2 separate regions of the Mus musculus genome follow, and region 2 is linked to region 1. The links are chromatin loops, found by intact Hi-C in ENCODE. Cell type or tissue: left cerebral cortex. All regions are shown on one strand. Links, peaks and the distances in the headings refer to the core of each region. The heading gives the core; the rest is flanking DNA. Region 1 holds the start of Wnk2 (WNK lysine deficient protein kinase 2). Region 2 holds the start of Fam120a (family with sequence similarity 120, member A).

What was found. Hi-C counts contacts between places; a loop is a spot of excess contacts. Peaks named below come from ENCODE experiments on the same cell type or tissue, not always from the same donor. Only the 100,000 strongest peaks of a DNase experiment are listed, where the experiment ranks them.
Region 2: a loop joins it to region 1, with 2.7 times the contacts of the local background. A loop is called at or near these places in 1 of 42 quality-filtered maps.

Annotation. Positions count from the first base shown.
Region 1 is chr13:49,143,766-49,152,089 of GRCm38, reverse strand. It overlaps Wnk2 (WNK lysine deficient protein kinase 2), which reads left to right and starts at 3,762. Exons shown (of 30, transcript NM_001290313.1): 1 at 3,762-4,328; 2 at 4,856-5,538. The coding sequence starts at 4,858. In left cerebral cortex, for the core only: CTCF peaks have their summits at 3,941 (motif pointing right) and 4,768; DNase peaks (open chromatin) are centred at 5,025, 5,671, 5,936, 6,399 and 2 more places; H3K4me3 peaks cover 4,451 bases; H3K27ac peaks cover 3,405 bases.
Region 2 is chr13:48,963,484-48,971,807 of GRCm38, reverse strand. Fam120a (family with sequence similarity 120, member A) reads left to right here and starts at 3,748. Exons shown (of 18, transcript NM_001033268.3): 1 at 3,748-4,453. The coding sequence starts at 3,980. Fam120aos (family with sequence similarity 120A, opposite strand) reads right to left here and starts at 3,696. Exons shown (of 2, transcript NR_015601.1): 1 at 3,204-3,696; 2 at 1,903-2,870. In left cerebral cortex, for the core only: CTCF peaks have their summits at 3,255, 4,134 and 6,192; DNase peaks (open chromatin) are centred at 4,593, 4,849, 6,011, 7,599 and 3 more places; H3K4me3 peaks cover 4,451 bases; H3K27ac peaks cover 2,651 bases.

The DNA.
Region 1 (8,324 bases), core at 79-8,078:
ACTCCTGGTTAACACAATCCCAGTTGGCTTTCAGTTGCTATCATCAAACACGGACCTAAAACAACTTGGAGAAGAAATGGTTGAGCCGGGCGTGGTGGTGCAAGCCTTTAATCCCAGCACTCGGGAGGCAGAGGCAGGCAGATTTCTGAGTTCTAGGCCAGCCTGGTACAGAGTGAGTTCCAGAACAGCCAGGGCTATACAGAGAAATCCTTTCTCAAAAAAAAAAAAAAAAAAAAAAAAAGGTTTATCTGGTTTCCAGGTTATAGTCTATGGGGAAGCGGTGGCCCATGCCTTTGACCCAAGCACTTGGAAGGCAGAGGCAAGTAGATCTTTGAGTTTGAAGCCAGCTTGGTGTACAGAATGAGTTCTAGGACAGTCGGGGCTACACAGAGAAACTGGTCTTGGAAACAAACAAACAAACCCTAAACAACAACAATGACAAAGAAAAGAGGTTACAGTCCAACACTGGGGGAATCAGAGGCAGGAGCTCAAGGCAGAAACCTGGAGGCAGGAACTGAAACAGAGACCACAGGGGAACACTTCTTACTTCTTACTTGTTGGCTCAGCTTGCTTTCTTATTCAACCCAGGACTGCCTGCCCAGAAGAACCACTGCTCACAGTGGACCACCAAAACGAGCCATCACAACTTTGTTTCCTGCTAGGTGATCAACTACTCTACCAATTGAGCTACATCCTCTGCTCACAGTTCAGAGAATTCTAATGGTGCCTCAATGTTGGGAGGAAACATGATTCCTCATTCCTTCCTGTAGCATGGCAAAGTAGTAAGGCCCCTCTGTGACACCCAGTCCTCTTCCCAAGGCTCTTCCCAGGAAGAACTCCTATCATTGGAGAGTGAGATACAGTGTTGAACAAACAGTGGCTTGGACATGCCCCAGCCATCGCCTCCAGGACTGAGGCTCTGTCCCCTAACTGTTCCTGCCTTGGGCCACACAATGTGGGTTGTCCTGCCTTATCCTTCCTCAGATCTCAGGGAGGGCTTCCTGTGACCCCCCCCCCCCCCGGGCAGGCCACTTGTCCAGAACTATCCCCATTCATGTGCTGCAACTACCAGGGTGGGTGTCTTCCATTCACCTGTCCCAACTTCCCAGGTGGGCCCAGGGAAAACTAGTGATGAGAACTGGCTGTGTTAGACCTGAATTCTAGATAGGCCTGCACACCTGCAAGCTGAGACCTGTGCCTGACAGCAGTACCTGGGGGTTGGTGAGGCTTTCCCCTGGCAATACTGACACCTCTTTTTAATTAAGGCCTTGTGGGCTCTGGCATTAGCCAGCAGGACCGGCCTGTCCTCCTATCTGCCTTCCTTTCCTCGATGTCTGTTGAGCACTTACTGTGTGCTGAGATAGTAGGACATGACTGCTGTACCCATCCATAGGTGAGCCAATTGCATGTCCTCTGCATGGAGCAGATGTCCCTTCAGGTGTCTGACCTTGGTGAGTCTTGTCACCTGAAGGGCTGAGGAGGCTAAGATGAGAACTGCAGAGAGGAGTCACTATCCTCCTTTTTTTGGATCTTGAGCAACCACTAAAGGTGGAATGCTGCCTGGATTCACCCTCTGCATCCTCATCTCCAAGTGGAGGTTAACCTTGGATACAGTTCTCTTGAGCATCAGAAGAGGATGCTGCATCTAGGCCCTTGGGTTGTTGCTTTTGCAGAGTATCCTCCCACAGCCTTGGCTTGCGAGCCTTAGGAAATCTAGCCATGCAGTGGGAAGTGTTTAGGATCAGGGTGACAGACTCAGAGATGTCCGGGGACCTGAAGAAGGGTACAGAGTGGGTCCCTGGCTGCTAAATTCTATACCAAGGAGTCCTTGTTTCCATCTGTTGGAATTCCAAGGGCCTGTTAGTGATACTAGTCTGAGATTCCTTGCAAAGAGATCAATGGCCTTATCCGGTAGTTTCATAGCTGTGGACTCCAAGGGCTGGCATAGGGAGCGAGTTCACCATAGGTTATGCAAGTGGGGCTGTGGGAAAACACACCCAGGGAGTTAGTTACAAAGAACATGGTGCCCAGTCAGACACAGGCTCTCCGAGATCTGTCTCAGCCTGGACTGTGCCCAGTTTTGTGGGTAGGGTCATAATTCTTCACAAACATGTGTGAATGTGTGTGGGCAATAGCTGTAGGTATGGCTGAGGTCTCACTGGGTAGCCCAGGCTGGCCTCTGCCTCCTGAGTGATAGGGTTATAGGTATGCACCACCACACTTCGATTAGGTGTTGTAAGTGACTGGCTGCTTTCATCACTAGTCACTCAGCAGGTATATGCCACAGGCTGTCACTGTGTCCTGTTGGGAGACAGTCAGACTAGCATGCTGAGACTCTTCTGTCATGATTTCTCTTACACAGGCCCTGCCTATTATAGCTTCCATATACGTGCCAGGACCCAGAGGGCCTTTGCTGGATAAACCCTGTCCAAGAGAAATTACATTCTACAGGCTCAGGTTAGGAGAGGCAATACTGGGTGGGGTCTTTAGCCTCCTTAGTGAAGTTGTAATGGTCCTCACCCACATTCTGCCCCAGCTTGGGAGGTGCAGCTTGGATCCCCATCTCCAGAGACACTCAGACCCACAGAGCTGGCACCTGCGCTCTGCTTCTGGTTGAGTGGGCTTTACGTTCATGCCTGACTCCCAAGGTAGATGAGAAATGAGATAATATAAATTAACAGGCATCTGGCAAATGCCCAGTCCAGTGACAAGTACACAATTTAACCCCTGGGTCTCTGGGGTATATGTTGGAGTCCTAACTTCATGGCTCTCAGTTTTCATAACGTAAGTAGTCCCAGCATTCCCCCTTTAAGGAGACAGTGTGCTACCACCCAACTCAGCTAGGAAGTGACTTGAACATCAGCCTTTTAAAGTTACTTTTGACTGGTATCAGCATCCACTGACAGCCCCTAGCAGGGCCAGGGAAACCCTGTCACTGGGTAACAGCTCTGTCTGCATTTGCTTCCCTTTAATCGTGAAGGATGTGTTGCCTCTGTTGGCTTTTCTGTCTTATGAGTTGCTGGTGTCAAAGGCTCTAAGGCCAGCAGCCGCTGGCCATCGGTTCACATTTGTAACTTGCATCTTTGACAGGGTGCCATACCATCAGGATGAGCAAAGAGATCAGAACATGCTGGTAACTTCCTTTGCGCTGTTTTCTTCAGGTGAAGTGACCCCAATGATGTGCATCACAACTGGTGAGCCCAGGTGCAGGTGCCTGGCATGGGCTCAGAAATCAGGTCAGTCTTCTGTGACCCTTGCAGTCAGGTTCAGAGATGCCCGGGGCAAGGGCTTGTCTGGGGTAATTGAGTAGCTCAGGGGGTGGAGAGAGAAGCTCCTGAGGGGGTTGAGGGTGGGGAAAGATGGCAATCAATATGGTAAGTCAAGGGGTTTCTGGAAACCTTTTCCAGTTTCCATCTTGGGACCTCTGAGATTTAGGACAGAGAAATCCTTTCTATTTTTTTTTTTCATTTATTTTTGAGACGGTTCCTGGTTCCTTTATTGCCACGTGACCCAACTCCTGGATCAAGTATCCTCTGCCCCCCACAGCCCTCCCCCACCGGTGTTGGGATTATAGGCTTGGGCCACCACGCTACTGATCAGGGCAAAAGGACATCTGTCTTTGAGATCTGGATTTGCTTAATGGAAAAGAGGGACACAGCGCTTACTGGTACCAACGTCCGTGGATGATAGTGAGGTTTTCCCATATCCTGGCAGTACAGAAAGGCCCAGAAGACACTCCAATTTTGCAACCATACTTGGGCACCTAGGATATCCTGAGGTTGTCTGTTTTGTCTTGGCATAGGTTCCAGGATTTGGCTCTCTGGCTAAGTCACGTTGTCTGTGGCCTGCCACCTCCGGGGAAAATAGAGCCCCTCAAGGCCCCACAGTTCAGCGGACCACTTCCAAAGAGCTTCAGGGCCAGGCGCCGGCCTGGAACCCTTGCCGCAGGTGGAGGCCATGGGGAGCATCCCGCAGGTGGCGGCGCTCAGCCGCAGCCAGGTGGGCGTGTCAGGCCCCGCCCCGCGCTCCGGTCTTGGGGAGGGTGGGACGAACGGAAGCCCCGCCCTCCCCGCGCGCTAGTTCGGAGCCGGTGCGGGAGCGGAGGCGCGCGGAGCCGGCAGGAGCACGCGGGAGCGCGGCCCCGCAGCGGCCCGGCCCGAGGGAGCAGCATCGTAGGAGCAGAACGGCCTGGCGACCCCCGCTGCAGCCAGGACCCCGCCCCAGCGCGACGCGGCCCCGAGAGAGGACTCTGGCCCCGGAGCGCGGCCTCGCCCTCCTCGCTCGCCCGGGTCCCCGGGCTGCGGGCATGGACAGCGCCCGCTCGCCCTGTGAGTATCGAGCTCTCCCGTTCGCCGCCTTTGTGTGCGCGCCGCGCCGCCGCAGCCCCCTCCCCGCGCGCCCCGGGCCCGCGTCCTTTGTGGAGCCTGCTCCTGTCCGGTGCTTCCCTTTACCCCGGCCTCCCTGTCCCTTCCCCACCCGCTCGCGGGATAGCCTAGCGGGGTCGCTCCAGTACTGGCCTTGACCCCTTTCTCCAGCCTCCCGAGCCCTTCTGTAGCTCCTTTGAGCCCTCAGGGACACCTAGCAGGTCGTCCCTCCTGGAGTCCCTGGGACAGCTAGAGACAGGCCGTGTTCCCGGCTCGGAGCTGAGTGAAGCAGGGCATCCCCTTGCAATCCTCGCCTCGGGGTCCGGTCTGCAGCCCTCTCCCCGGAGCCCGCAGAGGACCGCCCGGCAGGTCACTTCTGCGGTGGGGCTGGGCAGGGCGCGGGCCCAGAGGCGGCGCTGTCTCATCCCGCGGCCCAGGCAGGTGCGGCGGGGCTGGCGCTCACGCAGGGTCCGTGTGTCCTTGGCCCGCAGAGATGGACGGCGATGGCGGCCGCCGAGACGCCCCCGGCGCGCTGATGGAAGCCGGGCGCGGCACGGGGTCGGCGGGCATGGCGGAGCCGCGGGCGAGGGCGGCGCGGCTCGGGCCCCAGCGCTTCCTGCGGCGCAGCGTGGTGGAGTCGGACCAGGAGGAGCCGCCGGGCCTGGAGGCGGCCGAGACGCCGAGCGCGCAGCCCCCACAGCCTCTGCAGCGCAGGGTGCTTCTACTCTGCAAGACGCGCCGGCTCATCGCGGAGCGCGCCCGGGGCCGCCCCGCCGCGCCCGCGCCCGCCGCGCCCGCTGCGCCTCCCGGCTCCCCGAGTGTCCCCTCGGACCCTGGCCCGGAGCGAGCGGGCACGCAGGAGCCCAGCCCAGATCCCACCACCGCCTCAGCCGCAGCCGCGCAGGTCCCCGACGGCGGCCCGAGGCAGGAAGAGGCGCCGGCCCCAACACAGGAGGACGCTGGAACCACCGAGGCAAAGCCGGAGCCCGGGCGCGCACGCAAGGATGAACCTGAAGAGGAGGAAGACGATGAGGACGACCTCAAGGCCGTGGCCACCTCTTTGGACGGCCGCTTCCTCAAGTTCGACATCGAGCTGGGCCGGGGCTCCTTCAAGACGGTCTACAAGGGGCTGGACACGGAGACCTGGGTGGAGGTAGCATGGTGTGAACTGCAGGTGAGCGCCGCTGCCCCGCAGGTGGGCTGTCCGCAAATGCGTCCTTGGGTGTGTCCTTGCTCATATGAAGGGCTTTAGGCAGCCCTGGGGATGGTGGCTGGTATGTGTCACCCTCTGTGTGGGTGTCCTGCAGGATATGTGCCTCGTGTATGGCTAGCCTGTTGGTGCTGTTTCTGGACCTGTGCACACACAGGTTGAGGCTTGCCATCTTGGAGGTCAAGGCTGGGTATGTGCTGTGCCCATGGTGACATAGGCTCTGGAGTGGTCAGTGGAGGTTCGTTCTGTCAGCCCATGCTCCTTGTCCGTCCACAGAACCCACTTGTACTGGCTCAGTAGGGACTGGAGGGTAGTGAGAGAGAAGGCTGTCTTTAGGCCCTTTTCTAGGTGGCTTGGAAGCTCCCAGCTGTCCTCAAATTAGCATTTTTCCTGTACCCTGCAAGATGTATGTGTGATAACTGCAGATGCCTGCAAGGGTTTCCTCAGATTCAGGAATGATGATTGGTGGGTCTTTGGTGTTCTGCTGGCCAAGGCCAAGAAGCCCTGTCAGCAGCCTCCTGGTGTTCTAAGAGCCTGGTTTGTTCACACGTTAGCTGTGTGAGTGAAAATTATGGGGGAAAAAAAGGCCTGCCTTTTTTCTTTCTCTCTCTTTCCCTCTTCTCCACCCCCTTTCTTCCTTCCACCTTTCTCTTGTATCTCTCTCTTTTTTTTTCTTTCCTTTCTTTTCTGGAAGCAGAGGCTCAGCATGTATTTTTCATAACCTTGCCCTCACGTTAGCTGTGTCAGCCCTGGCCCTGAAGATTATATAAACCGCAACCCTAGCCGTCCTGGGGCCAGCCTTGGAAGAGGAGGCAGCTCCTGTCACAAGGGGTGTTTACAGGCCCTCCCTTACTGGGAGGGAGGGGCAGCTGTCAGGCAGGGGCCAGCTGGGAGAGTGCTGGCTGGAGGTGTAAGCCTACCCGCTGGCCCTTAAAGTTAGCTGGCCCTTCCAGGGCTGATGCATCCTGGGCAAACCTGGGTGAGCTGGGTGCCAGGGCTGCTGTCCGGTGCAGGATGCCTGCACTTTTGGCTGGGAAATGGGATGCAGGTGCTGTGTTCTCAGCACCTGCAGGGTGCTCTCTGCGTGCGTGTACAAGCTGGGCTCATTTCAGAGGTGACCTGTCATCAGTTCTGAGACAAAGAGCTTCAAAGGTCTTGTCTCCATACTGCCCTTTGGTGCTGAAATGGGAATACGGCTTCACATGCGAGGGTCAGTGGAGACTTTCAGCAGGAGTTGAGTTTCCTTCCTCCTTCGTGGTTCCTATGAGGATCACCCCTGACTTTTGCCTGGCATGTTTAGTGGAGTGCTTCTCAACCTCCCCAACACTGCAACCCTTTTGATACAGTTCCTTATGTTGTGGTGACCACTCCCCCCCCAACCAGAAAATTACTTCCATTGCTACTTCGTAACTGTAATTTTGCTACTGTTATAAACCACAATGTAAATATCTGTTTTCCAATAGTCTTAGGGAACCCCCAACTACCAAATTATTTTCATTGCTACTTTGTAACTGTAATTTTGCTACTGTTATGAATCATAAGTATCTGTGTTTCTCCATAGTCTTAGGTGACCCCTCTGGAAGGGTCTTGACCCACAGATTGAGAATCACTGTCCTAGACCTTGCAGAGAGAGAGTCTTGATTGTGCAGAATGGGTGGGGATGGGGAGGGGCAAATTCTGTGGCCCAGGGTCCTGAAGGGTGTATGCCCTGTGTCCCTGCTACCTGAAGAGGCACACAGGAGAGAGGATCAAGCAAGGGGATGTGAGTCTCGATTCTGGAGAATAGCATGATTCTTGGCTCCCCGCCTTCCTGCTCTTGCCAGATGGCCAGCGTGGCTCTCTGAGCACCTGCTGGTGCTGCTACTATGGAATGTCACTGAGGGTAGAGGACAGAGCAGCGGTGCTCCAGTAGGCTGGATGTGAGAGACTTCCACAGGCCAAGCCTGCCTATCTGGCGGAGGCATTGCAGAGTCCTGGGACTCTTGTTAATTCCTTCCCTTTAAGGCAAGGCAAGACAGCCTGCCCTTGTTGTGGGCGGGGCAGCAGAGGGTGGGGCCTGGACCCTGGCCAGGGGTCTTTGGATACTTGGCTCGAGGTAAAAATGGGGTAGCTTCTGGATTTTAGTGCTGTTCCTTGCTTGGGGGAGACTGAGAGCCCCCCAGTAGATGGGGAAAATGCCTTCACATCTTCTTCAGTGAGAGGTGCTGTTAATGCATGGCTTGGGCTGCAATGCATTGTATGGGGTTACCCTCCTTTATCTGGACCACCCTGGGGACAGCTCACATGACAGGGGTCTGGGCCTGCTTAGAGCCCCCTGGATGAGAGCCTCCAGATCACACACAAGTCATGTCAGTCCTGGAAACACTGATTAACTGTCTGATACTGTTCAGGAGATGGCTGGGTGTCACAGGATCTGGGAGATGGCAGAAGCCTGACTGGGGTGTGGGGCACAGGCTTGCTGTATAGAGCTCTGGGAGAACCCACCCAGAGGCCCCTGCGTGGTATCCTGGGTGGAGGAGATAGTTGGGCAGCAGGGATTCTACAGATACCCAGATCAGGGCATAGGCTAGGAGAGAGGAGCCAGAGTCTCTGCCCTGGGTCAGGGTAGGATCCCTATGCCTCCTGTGCTGAGGACCCCATCAGGGTATGGGCTATAGAGTTCTTGGCTCTGGACTCAGGAGGGAGTCTTGTTTATCCACCATGTACTGGGTTTTTCCTGAACCTCTGCAGTCTCCAGTGTTTCCAACTGC
Region 2 (8,324 bases), core at 211-8,210, 180 kb after region 1:
AGTCCACAAGGCATGGTCCCCAATCTCTAGCTTCAGGAAAGAGGGGTGCTAGAGAAGAGGTTTTAGGTGCCAGCATTCGGCACATAGGACATAAGGAACACCAAACAACCTCAATTAGTACAGATGGGCAAGCAAGGGGCAATTCCAGCCTCAAGGACATGCAGGGACTTATGGCTGACATGGGAAGTAGCTCTTCACATAGTAACCATTCCAGGAATTTGCTCTTTTCTTTCTTCATCGTCTTTTTTGGTCTTTCAAGATAGGGTTTCTCTGTCTAGCCCTATCTTGGAACCTACTCTGTAGATAGACCCAGCTGTCCTTGAACTCAGAATGCTGGGATCACAGGCGGGCACCACACCACCTGGTTAGGACTCTTCTCTTTATCTGTGCTGTACTGGCTAGTTTTATGTCAACTCGACACAAGCCAGAGTCATCTAAGAGAAGGGATTTCAACTGAGAAAATGCCTCTTCAAGATCAGGCTGTACACAAGTCTGTAAGGCATTTTCTTAATGATTAACGTGGGAGGGCCCAGCCATTTGTGGGTGGAGTCATTCCTGGCCTGGTGGTTGGGTTATAAAAGCAAGCTGGCCGAGCAAGCCAATGAGCAGTCACCGTTTGCAGCCACTGCATTAGCTCCTTCCTGCCTTAGGTGCCTGCTTTGTTTGAGGTCTTGCTTCGATTTCCCTTCAGTAAGGAAAGCTCAAGTGTAAGTGAAAGAAATACTTTCCAACCCAAGCTGCTTTTGGTCCTGGTGTTCCACCACAGCAAGAGAAAGCCTAATTAAGACACACCCAAAAGTTAGAATCTTACTTTCCCATAAAATGTATTTTTAAAACAGCTCAAAGCGAAAATGAATTCGCAGCTGTGAAGAGAACATTTCTAGTCCGCCTAGCTGAGTAGAAAGCTTAATCCCAGAGTACCAGAAGCCCCCAGACTAGAACAGCCTGAGACTGCATGCAGACCAAGCGTGCGCATGCTCTGTGGGGACTCTGAAGTCGCACCCAGGCACAGGTTAGGGCTAGGCACACCCCAGGAATCAAACCCCAGCGGGAATACCGTGTCTCCTCCTGATCTCTCCTCCTGATCTCGGGGCGTGTCGGGTAGGCATCATGTTGGGCGGGCAACATGCCCTGCACTTGCAATCCCAGGTCTCAGGGGGCTGAGGATGATTGCTGTATATTGAGGCTGGCTGGCTGCACAGTGGGGTCCAGGGCATCTTGGGCTATGAGTGAAACCTCGAAAATTCCCAAAACCCAACCCCAACTCCCAAACCAAAAAAAGGGCAACATTTTCCTGCTTTAAGCTGTAAGTAAATTAGCCGATGGGAAACAAGTTGAAATGCTGAGAGTAAACTCCCGCCCCCCCCCCCCCCCCGCCCCCGCCTGCTTAAGTTCTGTGCTCTGTGGCTGGCTGGCTCTCTCTATTAATCTAGTAGTCATAATCCTTTTTTTTTTTTTGGAGGCAGTCGGGGAGACAGGGTCTCTCTGTCTCTCTGTGTAGCACTGGTGACCTGGAACTCATTAGGTACAGAAGATTGTCCTTCAATTCACCCAGGTCCACCTGCCTCTGCATCCTGAGTTCTGGAATTAAAAGGGTGAGAATTCTTGGAAGTCTATGGTCATGCAGTATTATTCATTTATTTTTCCCCTCAGTAGTGTGGTAATCACTTCATGAAAAGTTTCTCTAATACAGCCCTAAATGGAGAAAAAAAAGTCCCTAATCATATTGTATTCCCAAGCAGACTCTAAGATTTAGTATTTTTCAAATAGGATTTAGATATTTAGAAAATTTAAACATCACTCAACTCCTGAATTTTCTTTATAGCGTTGTTAGCCAAACAATTTCCCAATCATTAATAAGTTTGGAGGGCATACACAGTTAAACAGGGAAAGCAAGCATGATGAAATTTTGAGGGCTTTTATTATGAAAATGAATTTTAAAGTTCTCAAAATTCCAAAGCACAGTCTATACAATCACAGAGTACAGAAGTGACTACAAAAGCTGGCATTGCTAACATCTGTATAACAACCTGGGAGGCCACAGAAAGCCAAGGCTCTCTTAAGGAGAGTGATACTTTCTTTTAGAAGGATCACCATCCTACGGTCTTAAAATAAAATGTATGCTTAATTCCAAAATCATGGGTGCTAGCACAAAAGCTTTCTCCCCTCTCCCTTTTTAAAATAAATAAATAAAAGCAGTAATGTTTAAAAGAAATAAAAAACAGGCCAGGCAGTCAGGATGGCAAAGGGCTAGCCCAAGCAGGCCAGCAAACAAGAAACCACAACAAAAATAAACACAAACCTAAACAAGTGAATGAAATATATATGGAATGTAATCTTGTTAAGAAAATACAAGTGATTCATGTGCAATCTTGTATACTAGCTGTGAATTACATAAAACTTGATTATTTTGGGGGATGTTATTATTTAGTGAGGCTTTAAGTGTAATCTTAATTTCTAAATGACATGGAATTACTTACTCTGGGATTAAGTTTTCTACTCAGCTAGGCGGACTAGTGGCCTCATCACTAATTTTATACATAAGTGGCATAACGTATCGGGTTTAAAAAAATTAAGGAAAATCCATCAAGGCCCTAAGCGCATTTCATCTGTCTACATCACAGGAGCCTGTGTTTGAGATTGGTGGAAGAATGGGGTGTTATGATCACAGTTCATTGTATACACGCATGAAACTGTCAAAGAATAAAAATAGTCTTTAAAAGAAAAAAAAATTAAAAGAAACTATAGAATTCAGTTTGCCTATTCTCGAAGACTCTGATGGGGGGCTTTGAGTCTGCATGAACTTGGTGTTCTGTGCGATGGATGGGTCACTCCTGTGTCCAGTGCACCCCGCTCCAGCAGCGGCTTGTCTAGAAAAAGAACAGATGAAAAATTGAAGGTAAGCAAAAAAACAAAACAAAACAAACAAAAAAAACCGCTCCTTTTTCTTGGGGGAAGGGGGAGCGGGAGGCGGGTTTCATGTAGCCCAGGCTGGCTTCCAATTGGATGGAATGACCTTGAACTTCTCTGATCCTCTACTCTCCACTTCAGAATGCTGGGATTACGGCCTAAGCAACACGCGGGAATCGAACCCTGGGCGATCGAAGATCCCAGACAAGCACTGTGCCAACTGAGCTACGTGCCCAGGTCCCCAGCGGACAGCTTCTCCTTCAGAACGTTTGGTCCTGGCTCAGCATACGTACCGTCGGCGCCTGGGTTTAGCCGGACCCTCGCAGCCCGAGCCCCTGGAGGCAGCGCACGTCCGCTCGTCTCCGGAGGGCGGCGCACGCCGGGGAGGCTTGCCCCTCTCGGGGAGTCTCCTCAGCCGGGTCCCGACACCAGGCCGTGAAGCCGCCGTCCCGTCCCGGGAGCGACGCCATCTTGTCGCCGCCGTCCTCCTCCGCGGCTCGCGCTCCCGGGCTCCAGGCTCCCCCTAACCCCGCCGCGCGACACACGCGGCGGAGGAGGAGCGCTGGCTGCCGGCCACGCCTACCGGGCCCGCAGCCGCGAGCGGGGCGGAGCCAGCCTCGGAGGCCGCGGCCTCCGGGCGCGGCCTGCACGGGCCCAGGCGCCTCCCCGAACCCGCCCGGCTGCGGCCCCCTAAAGGGCCCGACAAGCCGAGTAGCGCTCCGCCTTCTCCGCCCCGCCGCCGCCGCCCCGGGAGCCCGGCCGCGGCCCCGGCGCCGCCTCTTCCGCCTCCCGCGTCCGCGCGGGCGGGCCCGACGTCAGCGCCGCCCCGCCCGGCCCAGCTTCGGCCTCGGCCTCGCAGAGCGCGGCGGCGGCGCAGGTCCCTCCCCAGACATGGCCCTGGGAGGCGGCAGCACATGGCGGCCGCGGCGGCCGTGAGCGCGCCCCCGGCCAGCCCCAGCCAGCCCTGAGGCTGCCCGCGCCCGCCGGCCGCGCCACGGCCCTGCCGCCCCCAGCCCCGCCGCCGCCGGCCCCGCCGCCGCCCGCGCGCGCGCGCCCCGCCGCCGCCGCCATGGGCGTGCAGGGCTTCCAGGACTACATCGAGAAGCACTGTCCGAGCGCCGTGGTGCCGGTGGAGCTGCAGAAGCTGGCCCGGGGCAGCCTGGTGGGCGGCGGGCGGCAGCGGCCCCCGCAGACCCCGCTGCGCCTGCTGGTGGATGCCGACAACTGCCTGCATCGCCTGTACGGTGGCTTCTACACCGACTGGGTGAGCGGCGGCCAGTGGAACCACATGCTCGGCTACCTGGCGGCTCTGGCCAAGGCCTGCTTCGGAGGCAACATCGAGCTCTTCGTCTTCTTCAATGGCGCGCTCGAGAAGGCCCGGCTGCACGAGTGGGTCAAGCGGCAGGGCAACGAGCGCCAGACAGCGCAGCAGATCGTCAGCCATGTCCAGAACAAGGGCACGCCACCGCCCAAGGTCTGGTTCCTGCCTCCGGTCTGTATGGCCCACTGCATCCGCCTGGCGCTCATCCGCTTCCACGTCAAGGTGCGGCTGCAGCCGGTTCGCCGGGGTCTCCCAGGGCTGGGGCTGGGGTCTCTTTGGGCCTGAGTCAGGATCGGGCCTGGTGCCCTTTGGACCGATTCCCTTCGGGTTTGGGTCAGGGTTGGGGTCTGGGGTCACTTGGACAGGAGTCACAGTTGGGCTACAGGCCTCTTCGCGCTTCGGGCTGGGCCTGGGATTGCTTGGGTAGCGATCAGAGTTGAGTCTGAGGTTCCTTGGCCCAGGGGTTTGGGGCTTGGCCTAGGGTCTTTTTGGGCTTGGATTTGGGTTGGACTTGGGAGGTCTCTTAGGTCACTGTCAGCGCTGAACTAGTTCCGGGAAGCCCAGCCTAGCCCAGAGTGAGTCCTGGGTGCCCCTGCCCGTGGAAGGCCTCAGCAGGCTTCAGTGTCTCTCAGGGCCCCTCTCGGGACATAGCGTGTCACCATGCCCAGGCTTGATGCAAGCTAGGCAGAGGGGCCCTAGAGCAAGATGGATGCCCGGGCCTTTAGGCCTGGTGTGGTTGAAGTCTACCCACCACATTCCTCCCTACTCTCTGGCCTCTGTGGGCCCATAGACTTGTTCATATGACACTTGAGGCTGGTGGATAGACCCTCACCCAAAGTGGGATCGGTGGTGTCGTCTCCCACATCCTCAGTCTTTCTCCTCCCCTGAGAGGCCGACAGGCTACCCACTGGCCTTATCCTTAAGCATATACCCATCTGTCGAAATTAACCCACTCTTTCCCAGCAACAGGTTTATCTTGGAAGTCTGGAGAATAAATAATGAGAGTATATTGCCAGGACCTTAGGCACAGGAAGCTGAAAACAGAGCCTCCAAAGCTGTGGGAGAGGAAGGAACCTTGTTATAAACCAGGGCTGATCTCTTAATTCTCAAGGCAGATGCCCTGCTCTTCTACCTTTGAAAATGAGATGTTTGGAGAAATTGTCTATGGTAACGTTTTGGTTTTAGATTTCATGGTACTGTGAATTTGATGAGATGGGCTCTTGTCAGTTCTCTGAGTTTTAAAGTGGTTCAGTTCTGTATGTCTACTATGAAGGTAGCAATTAGGACCAGGAAGAAGAATTTGGGGGTCGTTTGGCATAGGCAGGAGCTTGTGAGAGCTGTTTTTCTGCTGCACAGGAAGTGTTGAGTGACCTTCACTAGCCCTGATTGGTGGGTAAGGAGGGAGAGCTCCACATGTTAGCCCTCTGCTGTCCCGTTGGCAGAAGGTTCTGCAGCCAGAATTGGGCCAGAGAACTTAAGGGCTCCGAGGTTGATTGAGAGCCGAGCACCTAACTGATCCTCAACTTTGAATAGCTTTGCATTTTCATGATTTTTTTTTTAAACACTTCTTTGGGGAGGGGTGAGGCTGTTTGAGTTTTTAAGACTTGCTACTGTCTTCCAACTTGCTCTTTTCTTTGGAAACTGAGCTTGAGTTACAACTTTTAGCATGTCTCCCTCTTCCTGACCATCCCTGCTGGCAGTGGTGATGGTGGTAGTTAAGCCTAAAATGATTGCGGAAGTCCCACCCAGGGTCCTGTTGCAATTGGTGAAGTTGTGTTTAAGTGTGTGGGTGGGGGTGGCTGGATGCCTGGTGATTGGCCCAGGAATATGGCAGATACACAGCCTGACATTTCTTAGGGAGTTCGTGTGAGAGGCAGTGTGTGCCTCTCACTTTTTCTCTGTAGCCTGGGGCTCTCAGAGGGGGAAAGCAAAGCTGTTGCTCTGTGATCTACCTCTAGTGGACAGCCTGGAAATGGACCTGCTTTAGTGTTGCTTAGTGATGGGAAGTAACATCTAAGACACAAAAAGAGTTTTATTTTACCTGCTTTTGCTAACTGCACAGGGCTGTATTTTTAGTCAGCAGAGACATTCAATAAAAGATTGAATATTACTTCAGATTAGAGTCTCCTCTGTCTGTCCTTGTCTCTATATCTGTTGTGTGTGTGTGCACTCCTGAGACAGTGTTGCCTTTCCTGCCTGCTCTGTCTCTCAGCCTTCTCTAGTCTTTGTAGATGCAATTCTAGCAATCCTGGCTGTCCACTTTCTCAACTCTGAGGAGAGGTGAAAAAGATAGTTTGCTGGAGGCAGGAGCTCCATTAATAGCAAAAGGTGGCACCAGAGAGAAGATGTGAAGCTGTAAAAAGCAGAGACAGAATTCTGGGAACTATTTTAAAACAAGAGAGCAGTCCTGTGTACTTCAGCATCCCTGAGGGTAGTGCAGTATCACAAGGGTGATTTGCGGGCCTGGGCGATGGCTTTGTGGTTAGGGCACATGCTTTTGCAGAGGGCCCACATGATTCCCAGCACCCACGTGGTGGCTCCTGATCATCTAATACTCCAGCTCCAGGGCATCTGAAGCCCTCCTCTGACTTCCACAGCACCAGACGGGAAAGTGGCACAGGTGCATACAAGCAAGCAGAACATTCTCACACATTAAACTAAAGATAGTGTTTAAAGTAATGATTGTGTATGTTTTAAAAAGGATGATTTTGGAGTCATAAAAATTATCTTCGGTGGTCTCTGTTTAAGAAAGTGTATGTTTCAATGTGTGTGTCTGTGTGTTGGATTTTTAAATGTTTTCTGGAGGCTCACAGATACTTAACCAGTGATGCACTATCACTATCTTCCAGAATGGGCGAGCAGCTGGAATTGGGTGGTCCTTATTTTATTTATAATGTTTCTGGGTGTTCTGCCTGCATTATGTCTGTGCACCTCTTTTGTGCCTGGTGCCTTGAAAGGTCAGAATAAGACGTTGGATTTCCTGGAATCGGAGTTACAGATTGTTGTGAGCTACCGTGTGGTTGCTGGGAATTGAACTCAGGTCCTCCGGAGGAGCTAGTGCTCTTCCAGGGCCAATTGGTATCTTCTTAATGAAACTTTATTCCCATAGACACTGGTGTTGGGCCTGAGAATGTTTGCCCCACATGTGTGAAGTCTAGGGGTCCATGCCCAGCACTGCAAAAACTGGACATAGTGGCACACACCTCTAGTCTCAGTACTCAGAACGTAGGGTAGGAGGAGCAGAAGTTCAGAGCTATCCTTGCCTGCGTAGCCTGGTAGTGGCCATCCTAGGCTCCATGAGAACTTGCCTTAGGAAAAAACCCACCACCTTCACCCACAAAACAACGAGCAGTTGTGGAGGTGGCTCAGTACTGGCAGTGCCTGCTGTACAGAAAGAGGGTCTAAAGTAGAACCCCAACACCCACAGAAAAAGCTGAGTATTGCACTGTGTAGCTCCAACCACAGTGCTGGTAGGGTGACAAGATCCCCATGGCTTGCTGACCAGTAAGTTCCATGTGAAGACACCCGTCAACCCCTGGCTTCCACACAGCATGTGTGTATTCACATGCACACACATGCATCACACGTGTATACATACATGCAAGCCAAGTTCTCAAAGTGTCAGGTGGATACCAAACTGTTCTCTGTTACAGTGACGATAACATTTAAAAATCAAAACTGTACATGTAAGATAAGCTAAAAATTATTTTTACTGTATGCAAACTACTTTTTTTCCATTTTTTAATTAGGTATTTAGCTCATTTACATTTCCAATGCTATACCAAAAGTCCCCCATACCCACCCACCCCCAGCAAACTACTTTTTAAAAAAAAGATAAATATTGGTAAAGAAACTGACATAAACACCTATGTATATTATATTGTGTAAAATCATTTCTGTTACAAAATATTGAAACTGCTTTTTTTTCTCACACTTTCTGGCGTTTTGAAATAGGATACCTTATTTATTTATTCCTTGACAATTTCGTACATGTAAACTGTCAGTGTTGGTTTTCTCCATTTCTACCCCAAGTACCACTACCCACCTTTTCTGATGCTTTATAGATTGGCAGAAAGTTATACTTTTCTGTCAT